Regions from separate parts of the Homo sapiens genome. Here region 1 is linked to region 2. Evidence: chromatin loops called from intact Hi-C (ENCODE). Cell type or tissue: prostate gland. All regions are shown on one strand.

What was found. A loop is a pair of places that touch in the nucleus more often than their neighbours do. Peaks named below come from ENCODE experiments on the same cell type or tissue, not always from the same donor. Only the 100,000 strongest peaks of a DNase experiment are listed, where the experiment ranks them.
Region 1: a loop joins it to region 2, with 7 times the contacts of the local background. A loop is called at or near these places in 6 of 110 quality-filtered maps.

Annotation. Positions count from the first base shown.
Region 1 is chr6:160,428,059-160,433,058 of GRCh38, forward strand. All of the region lies in intron 5 of SLC22A3 (solute carrier family 22 member 3), which reads left to right. Among named protein-coding and RNA genes, the nearest start is that of SLC22A3, 82 kb to the left of the region's middle. In prostate gland, no CTCF peak of the experiment used is centred here; a DNase peak (open chromatin) is centred at 227; H3K27ac peaks cover 1,871 bases.
Region 2 is chr6:160,144,616-160,149,615 of GRCh38, forward strand. The region is part of intron 8 of SLC22A1 (solute carrier family 22 member 1); the gene reads left to right. Among named protein-coding and RNA genes, the nearest start is that of SLC22A1, 25 kb to the left of the region's middle. In prostate gland, no CTCF peak of the experiment used is centred here; no DNase peak of the experiment used is centred here; H3K27ac peaks cover 3,180 bases.

The DNA of each region.
Region 1 (5,000 bases), 280 kb after region 2:
GTCAACAGGCTCCCTTCCCCACCCCCCCACCCACACACACAAACAAAAAATAAAAATAAAACGCTCTCAGCTTTGCTTTTAAGAAATGAAGAAATGTTCCAACATGTGACCCACAGCTGCAATCCGTTCACCTTTGCCAATACTGAGGCTGCCCTCTGGGTCCCTCCTGGGACTGCATAGATAGAGGCCCATTTGCTGTTCTGGGCAGCATGCCCAGTCATCTAGGAGGTGGGGGACTGGGGCACTCTTTCAGGCCAACTCAAACTAATGGAATAAAATATCTTCTCCATGCAGTGTCTCAAAGAAAGAGCCACCTGGGCTGCAGGTGACCAGACTCGCTCAGTGCAGCACGGTAGCTCCTAGCCTCATGTGCAGTCAAACACATGAGATGTGGCAAGTCTGAACTGAGATGTGCTATCAAGTAAACTGTACAATGGATTTCAAAGATTTAATAGGAAGCAAAGAGTATGGAACGCCTCATGAATAATTTCATATTGGTTACACCTTGAAATGATCATGTTTTGGATCTATTGGATTAAATGAAAAGTATTATAAATTAATTTCCCCTGTTTCTCTTTATGTTTTTTAATGTGGCCACTAGAAAATGTAAATGTACTCGTGTGGCTCACATTATATTCTTACTGGACAGCATTGGTCCAGAGGACTGGGATTTATTTTTAACTACTTTAATAAACATCAAACATTTGTGATAATTTTAATACAAATATTTCCCCATCGTATATGCTCTTGCATGGTAAATATTTTATCTACTCTTGTTTTAAAGGATAAGGAGGTTTTCAAAAATTGCCGAAGTACTACAGGTAATTTGGCAAATTCTCTTTTATGGGTACCAGATAGTGCTATTTCCACCCAGAAGCTGGCTACAGCTCTGTAATGTGACATGCTTACTCCTGGCTATTCTGGGCTGGTCCTCGTCTGACTAATGAGCTCATTATCCACTGGGCAGTGGGATGGAAGGACATGAGCACCTCAGCTGTCACTGCCGAGCTTCCTCCCAGCCCCACCAGGCCCTCTGGTTCCTGATGCTTGTCTGTAAGACCAATGGGTACTTTAACTTTTGAAGGTGGTTTCTGGTTCCCCCAATCGGTGAGCCCAAAGACCTCAAATAACATTTTATTCACACAGACTTCTTAGAGATGAAAAGTTTCTAGAGAGCAGAGCCTTTAGGGAACTAGTGATGATGCATTCACTGAATAAATCACAGTATTATACTCAAGAGCAAATACGTTTTCTTTCTTATTGGTGTCATCTTTCCTTGTGAAATACGGCAACTGATGAAGAAGTCTCCTATTGAGAATAACCAGACGAAATCACAAGGCTAGACAAGCAGCTACTAACACCATCCCCTTCCCCCTGCCCATGGTAAACCCTGCTGGCAAATGTATTTCTCCCTCCTAAACCTGGGAGGACTCACGTTTCTGCACCCAGAGCCCCAGGTGGAAGTAAACAATGGGAGTGAGCCGATGAGGTGGGATTGCTGTTCCTTGACTCTTAGTGCTTCTCATGCTAGTCTCCTGGGGATGCAGTTAAAATGCAGATTCTCTCTCTAGATCTGGGGCGGGGCTTGTTCAGCAGGCTCCCAGGGGAGACCAACGCTGCTGACTTGTGGGTCATACTTTGAGTTGCAAGGTTGCGTACGTGGTATTTGCCAGTGTGCACATTCATGAAAAAGTATCCTGCCTTAAGCCTGGTAGATCCACAGTTCCAAATCAACATTAAATACATCTGGTATACTTAAGAAAATTCAACATAAAAAGAAATCCATTTCTTAAAAAAAAAAAAGGCAGAGCAACCATTCTCTTTATCTGAGGACCTTTAAAAGCATCTGCCTTTATGTGTCACAGCATTAGCTACTAATTACTAAAGGAAAAAGTGCTGGGTGAATTATCACCTGAAAATAAAGTAACTCTCAAATGTTATAAAACATAAGATTAATGTTGACAGCCTCTGTTACTATGACATATTGTGTGCCAGGTGTGTGTGTGTTATAGGTGCATATATGTATATATATACACACTTGTATGTATCTGTGTATATGTACACATATCTATGTATCTATATAGACAGATGGGTTATTTAAATGAATTTTCAAAACACTAATAAGGTGTGATTTGATAAATGAATAATATTTAATAATAATATTAAAATAATATATTTGAATATTATTATTCTCCTGCTACTGATGAGAAAACTAAGGCTCAAACAGTTTAAGTAACATGCTAGTAAAAAAATGTTCTGAGTAGAATACCACATGTCTGGCCTAACCCTGACTGTCTTTTTTCTGACCCGAGACCAGTCCTCCACGTGGGGAGCTCTGAACACCATATTTATAACAGATGGTTATTTATAATGTCTTTCTCTTCTTTGGCAATTTAAATGAAGACGTCAACTTGAAGAAATGTTTCACCAGGAAGAATTGCAAAGAGAGCTGAATTAATCAAAGAAAGACGAATAAAGTGTTCTTTTAATATGGAGTACATAATTGTTGATGGAAAACACAGTCTTGGCAGAATTAAAAGATAATCAAAGAGATGAATAGGGCAAATAGCAATTCAGCTCATTAAATAAATACAAGGAAACTAACCTCTGCAGTTTAACCTTGAGCGATACCTTTTCCCATGAATAGAGAGTGTCGATACTAGGCAACAAGCCTCTGAACAGATAGTGTTACCCGGAACATCACCCTTTTCTCCCTTTGCTTCAAATCAAAACCAGCATCCCCCATTTAGACAGCATAAAAGGTATGACAAAACGGGACGCCAAGTGAGACACTGTTGATTCTGTTTCTATGAAATTCTAGAAAAAGCAAAACTGTCATGACAGAAAGCAGATCTGGGTTTCCAGAGCCCAGAGTGGGGGGAGGGGACTGACTTCACTGAGACACAAGGAAACTTTTGGGGATCATGGAAAGGGTCCGTACCACGGTTGTGGTGGTGGTTATAAGACTATATATTTGTCAAAAGTCTTCAAAGTGTGCACTTAGAATTGCTGAAGTTTATTGTACATAAATTACATGTAAATATCATAAAGTGCATGTAAATGGTATGTGAGGTAATAAAGCAATTTTTTAAAAACAATTTTAAACCTGGTATAGCATTTTGTTTTTTTGTGTGTCTGACTCAGACCAGGCAAAATTTAGTAACCCTTTGGCAACAGAAAATCAGCACAGATATAGAGCTAGAAGTTATTGTAAAAGAATAATAGTGGCGGCCGCCACGGCGCAGGAGTTGCCAAGATTTTCCTGGATGAATTCCATCCAAGATACGGTTTTAAGTCTCTCAAGGCCTTTGGATGCCTAGAAAGTGGGTCATCTTTCAGAATATCTGCGTCACTGTGGAGATGTTAGTAAATCAAAGACCAGCTGGATTTGTCCTTAAATGTAGCAAAATATGTACTTGCTTGGAAGTACTCTTAATCCTTTCATTCACTGGACAGGGAAGACTGGTTTCACAGTCCTGACTCCCTTCATTCGTTATCAACACCTCGTATTTTTTTTTTGGTAGATGATATATATGAGGCAGTAAACTTGTGGTCTGGAAAAGCAGAGATCATATTACCACTCTGTTTTAACTTCTAAAAGTTTGAAATTAAGACTTATACCAGGTATTTTTATGGAGTGGATTGGAGTATAGAAGCAATTATTTTAACTATTTGCTAAAAAAAAATTGCCTAAAATATTCAGTTATTAAAGGAAAAGCATTGTTCTGGATTGGATTCTTCAGATAATTCTGCTTTTGGCAACAAGTAACAGAAAACCAACTTAAATAGGTTTGGACAATAAGGACATTCACTGGCTCGTGTGTCTGGAATTCTAGCAACAGCAGCATTCAGGGTTGGCCAGACCAGGATCTCAACAATCTTATTAAACCATGGTTTTCTTCTCCTCTCTCCACTCTGTTGACAGGATAGCTTCATCTTAAGACTTGTTGTCTCATCAGTGTAAGATGACTGCTAAGTTGTATGTGAGCCCACAATTTCCTCATTCATTCCTTGAAGGAAGAAAAAAGATTTCTTCAGGAACTTCTGACTTAAAAGCAATGAAGGACTTTCCCAGAAGTCCATTTCTCATTGGCCCGAATTGGGTTGTATGCCCATTTCTCATTGGTTCAAATTGGGTCACGTGCCCAGTCACTGACATGGAGGATACGATTTCCCTAAACTAATCAGGCCTCCCGCTACAACTAGAAGGAGACTCAGCTCCCACAAACATATGAATTGATGGTGCGGGAGAGTGTAGTGGGAATTCTGTTAGGAAAGAGAAGGAAGTCAACAATCGGGTACGCTGTGTCTAATTTAAGTCCATGACTTTAAAAGTGAGCTTTTTTTTTTGTTACAAAAATAATGTAGGCTTAATTTTTTTTTTTTTTTTGAGACGGAGTCTCCCCGACACCCAGGCTGGAGTGCAATGGCACGATCTCGGCTCACTGCAACTCCGCCTCCCAGGTTCAAACGATTCTCCTGCCTCAGCCTCCCGAGTAGCTGGGATTACAGATGCCCACCACCAAGCCCAGATATTTTTTGTATTTTTAGTAGAGACGGGGTTTCACCATGTTGGCCAGGCTGGTCTCGAACTCCTGACCTCGTGATCCGCCCGCCTTGGCCTCCCAATGTTAGGCTTAATTTTTAATTTTCAGAGATTATTTGTAGCTGAAAAGAAGAAAGTAATTAATGAAATGATACGGCATACTTTTAAACAATAAATATCATATTCTACATACTGCAGACACATTACCGCATAATGGTTAAAAATACAGACTTTGCTATCAACCTCCTGGTTCATCTTCTTACTGTCTGTGTGTCCTCCTTGGGTAAGGTACATAGCTTTCCTCCACCTCAACTTCTTTCTCTCTGTAATAGGAATGATAGTAGTATCTGTACAAGTTTCTCCAGCACTAAGCCTCTCATTCAGGGGTCAGCAAACTACAGCTTGCAGGCCAGACATGCAGGCAACCTGTTTTTGTAAATAAATTTTATTGGAA
Region 2 (5,000 bases):
TGCCAAAATTGTCTTCTTTTTAAAGGCTGAGTAATATTCCATTGTACATATATACCACATTTTGTTTATCCATTCATCTGTCAATGGACACTTGGGATGCTCCACTTCTTGGCTATTGTGAATAATACTGCTATGGACATGAATGTACAAATATCTCTTCAAGATATCTTTCAATTCTTTGGGGTGGAATATCCAAAAGTGGAATTACTGGATCATAATCTAATTCTATTATTAGTTTTTTGAAGGAACGGCTGTATTTTTTTTCCATAACGGCTACACTATTTTACATTCCCACCAACAGTTCACAAAGGTTCCAATTCCTCCACATCCTTGCCAACACTTGTTAATTTCTGTTGGTCTTTTTGATAGTAGCCATCCTAATGGGTTTGAAGTGTTATCTCATTGTGGTTTTGATTTCTCTGATGATTAATTATGTTGATCATCTTTTCATGTGCTTGTTGGCTATTTGTGTATTTTCTTTGGAGAAATGTCTACTCAAGTCCTTTCCCCATTTTTGAACTGGTTTTGTTGTTCTTGAGTTGTAGCAATGGTTTATATAATCTGGAGATTAACTCTTTATCAGGTACAAAATCTGCAAATATTTCAGCCCATTCCATAGGTTACCTTTTCATTCTGTTGATTGTGACCTTTGATGCACAGAAGTTTTTGATTGTGATGTAGTCTAATTTATCTCTTTTTACTTTTGTTGCCTTTTCTTTTGGTGCTGAAGAACTTTTTTTTTTTTAATCAAGTTTATTGAGGTACAATTGACAGAGTAAAATTCACTGCTTCTAACATGCAGTTAGATTAGTTTGACGACACACACACACACATACACTCACACACACGTATATATAGTCATTTAGCCACTGCCATGATGAAAATAGAGAATATTTCCATCACCCCCAAAAGGTTCTTCATGTCTCTTTGCAGTTAATACCCTTTTCTTCTCACCTCCAGACCATGCAGTTTTAGCTTTTCCAGAATGAGCTGTAAATGTAATAATAGGGCACGTCACCTTTTGTGTTTGGCTTCCTTCACTTAGCATGATGAAACTCACCCACTTGTTGGATGTATCAGTGTTTTGCTTGTTGTTGCTGTATAGTACTCCAGCATGTGAATGTCAGTGTGCCACAATTCATACACTGTTTAGCTATTCACCACTTGAGGGACATTTGAACGGCTTCCTTCAGAGGGATTCTGATGCAGATGCTATAGACATTTGGGTACAGGCCTTTGAGTGGATACATGTTTTCATTTACGTTGGGTTAAAAACTCAGGAGTGGGATTGTTAGGTCATATGGTAAGTGTGTGTTTAATTCTATGAGAAACTGTCAGACTGTCAGACCGTTTTCCGAAGTGGCTGTGCCATCTTGCGTTCCCACCAGCCATGTTTGAGGAATCCTGTCGTTCCACATTCTCATCAGTGTTTGGTGTTGTCAGCTTTTTTTTTTTTTGAGATGGAGTTTCACTCTTGTTGCCCAGGCTGGAGTGCAGTGGCGTGATCTCGGCTCACTGCAACCTCTGCCTCCCAGGTTCAAACGATTCTCTTGACTCAGCCTTTTGAGTAGCTGGGACTACAGGCGTGCACCACTGCGCCTGGCTAATTTTTTGTACTTTTAGTAGAGACAGGGTTTCACCATGTTGGCCAGGCTGGTCTTGAACTCCTGACCTCAGATGATCTGCCCTCCTTGGCCTCCCAAAATGTTGGGATTACAGGTGTGAGCCACCACACCTGGTCTGGTGTCAGCTTTCTAAAAGTCATTTTGGTAGGTAATGGTATTATTGTGACTTGACTTTTCCTAATTACTGATAATGTTGAGTATCTTTGTCTGTACTTAATTGCCTTCTGTATCTTGGAAGACTTAGTTTTAAATGAAGATTATTTTAATTGTAAAAGTAAACACTTTACTTAAAGTTCTAAGAAATTCTAGTTTGTTAGAAATTCCGTATGTTACTTAAACTCTTTTTCCTCTGTATACATTGTTTCTTCTCCTTATGTCATCATACCAGTAGTTTCTAGGAAATACCCCAGCTCCCTAATCTCATCTTATACATGCGCAGTGCTCTGAGCCCTTCAGTAAAGCCAGAAGGCACCAGGATGGCCTTGATTCACTCTTTCCTGACTAATCCTTTATTAACAGGCCATGTCTGAGACTCTCATTGGTAAAAAGTTACTGGGACTGAGTACAGGAGATGAAGGCATATTAAAAAGAAAACCTTCTATATTTGGCAGTTCTGAGCCCAGAGTCTAAAATAGCCAGGCCAAACAATTCCATTGTCATGGCCACTGGGCCAAGGGGACTGACTCAAAATGTAAACTGTGAAAGGTACTGAGTGTGTAGTTCTCTAGGGAGAAAGGCCAAGCAACCCATCCCCGAGGAGCCCTCGACCACTGCTCAGAGAGCTGGTGGGAGAATCATTCTCATTCACTAGGGAGGGAAGCTAGATGTTCAGAAAAAACTCTCAACTTCTTATGTACACACGCGCACACACACAAGGTAAGGCAGTCATTCAAGTTCCAATATTTCTAATCAATTGAATCAAATTTAATTTGCAGAGAAGGAATAATTTCTGTGACTTTATTACTTTATAAGCACTCCAAGTTTAGACAGTCTCTATGTAAACCATTCTGACCCTGCCTCCGTTCCAGGCAGTTTCAGAGTTGGACTGCTCTGCTCCTCTTCACTTTGTGCAGCACGTGTTGTAAGAACATTCATTTGGCATTAATACCCACTGCCTTGTTTTGAAAATGATCTTTCCATTTTTATCTCCTCACCTTCTCATGAGCTCCTTGAAAACAGAAACCACATGTCATGTCATACTTCTCTGTACCTCACAGAACTCTTCCACAGCCAGACTCACTACATGCTGTAGAATGACTCAATGAATGAAGTACCGCAAACATCTGAATTTTAAATAAGGGGCCTAGTTCCCTACTTCTTCTAGCTTCTGTGTGCTTGCCATTTTTTTCCTTTTAACAATAATTTTTTAAAAATAGTAAAAAATAACTGTGTCTTTTCTTGCACCTCTTGGAAATCACACAAAAGCTATTAGAAGAATGAGGGATAATGCAAATGTGTTTGAAACTGTGATAACATGAAAAGACAATCTACAAGAGGAAGGGCTGCCTAGTGTGTGAGGTCTAAGGGAGTCCGAGAAGATTCCAGGAAAGGACCCCTGTGACAGCAAATCGTAGGCGAGGCCAGCAGCTTTCCAAAGTAGACAGCGTGACTTGAAGGGTGTGATCCATGGTCCCTTGTTTGGAGAAACAGAATGATGGGTGCATGGGCTGGAGGTGGAAGCTCCCTTCCCTGGATGTTGTATGGCTGAAGGTGAAGCAGGGAGGGCAAGGCTGTAAAAGAAGATATGCAGGAACTTTCAGACAGCAGTTACTGAGAGGCGGGTGGAAGAGACTAGCTCCACACCATCAGCCCCTGTAGATCAGGAATAAGTGAGCCAAAAAAATCTAATCATATACAACCCTGATCAAAGAAAGAATTTCTACTAGCCCAGAACATGGCCTGGCTGCTTCCCCACAAACCCTTCTAGAAATGGCTGATAGAGGAAGAAATAACAGTATGAAAAGATGAGTAATAAACAAAAAAGTAATTCATTCAGGAGGTACACAAACATATCATGAGATAAAGGGGGAAAGGAGCAGAAAAAGCAAAAGGCAAATGAAGAACATGTACCAGAAAAATGCTGTAACAACATAGATCAAAGTTCTAACTACATATACTACCAAAATGTAAAGTATTAATAAATCAGTCATCTCTATAAAAATAAGACTTTAAAGCAGAGGTATAGTTCTAGAGAGAATATCTGGCAAGACAATAGAAGACACTGAAGCTGTCTTAAGAAAGAAACGAAAAAGAAAAATTAAGAAGTGGAGAAATTCTTGCATTTGAGAAATGAAAAACCAATTTGAACACAATGCAAAGGAGAATAGATTCAGTGAGGGAAAGGCAAGACAGGACTAAGAGTTGCAAAGTAAAATGGAAATAAGAAATAAGCAGAGTTTAATCCAGGCATGGTGGCTAACGCCTGTAATCCCTCACTTTGGGAGGCTGAGGTGGGCAGATCACTTGAAGCCAGGAGTTCGAGACCAGCCTGGCCAACATGGTGAAACCCTGTCTCTACTAAAATTACAAAAATTAACTGGGCATGGTAGTGCATGCCTATAGTCCAAGCTACTCAGCAGGGTGAGGCAGGAGAATCACTTGAACCCAGGAGGTGGAGGTTGCAGTGAGACAAGATCGAGCCACTGCACTCCAGCCCGGGCAGGGAGACTTTGTCTCAAAAAAGAAGAAGAAAAAAAAAAAAAAAGAAATAAGAAATAAGTAGAGTTTCAAAGGTTCTATGCATGTATGTATGTATATAGTCCGTAAACTTTTTGGTTAAAAAAAAAAAAGATATATATATATACACCCCCTGCCCACACACATACGCAATAAATATACTTCGGGAATACATCTGAAAATAAAAGAATGCTTGAATCTATAAATTAAAGGGACACATGTAACAGAAAAAACTGACCCAGTGAACAATTATTAGGACATATTTTTATTTGGTTACTATACTTTAAAGATAGAGAAAGAGTCACCAAGTAGCCAGGCTGAAAGTTTGTCACCTATATAAGAAGAACAAATTGTTATCATTTGATGAAGACAGTCAATGCCTGCAGTGACCTCAAGAAAATAAAGTGCAATCCAGTGATTTTTATTATTGTTTTTTTGAGACAGGCTGGAGTGCAGTGGCATGATCTCGGCTCACTGCAACCCCTGCCTCCCCACTTCAAGTGATTCTCCTGCCTCAGCCTCCTGAGTAGCTGGGATTACAGGCGTCCACCACCACGCCCAGCTAATTTTGGTATTTTTAGGAGAGATGGGGTTGGTCAAGCTGTTCTCGAACTCCTGACCTTAGAAGATCTGCCTGCCTCTGACTCCCAAAGTGCTAGGATTACAGATGTTAGCCATCACGCGCGAATCCAGTGAATT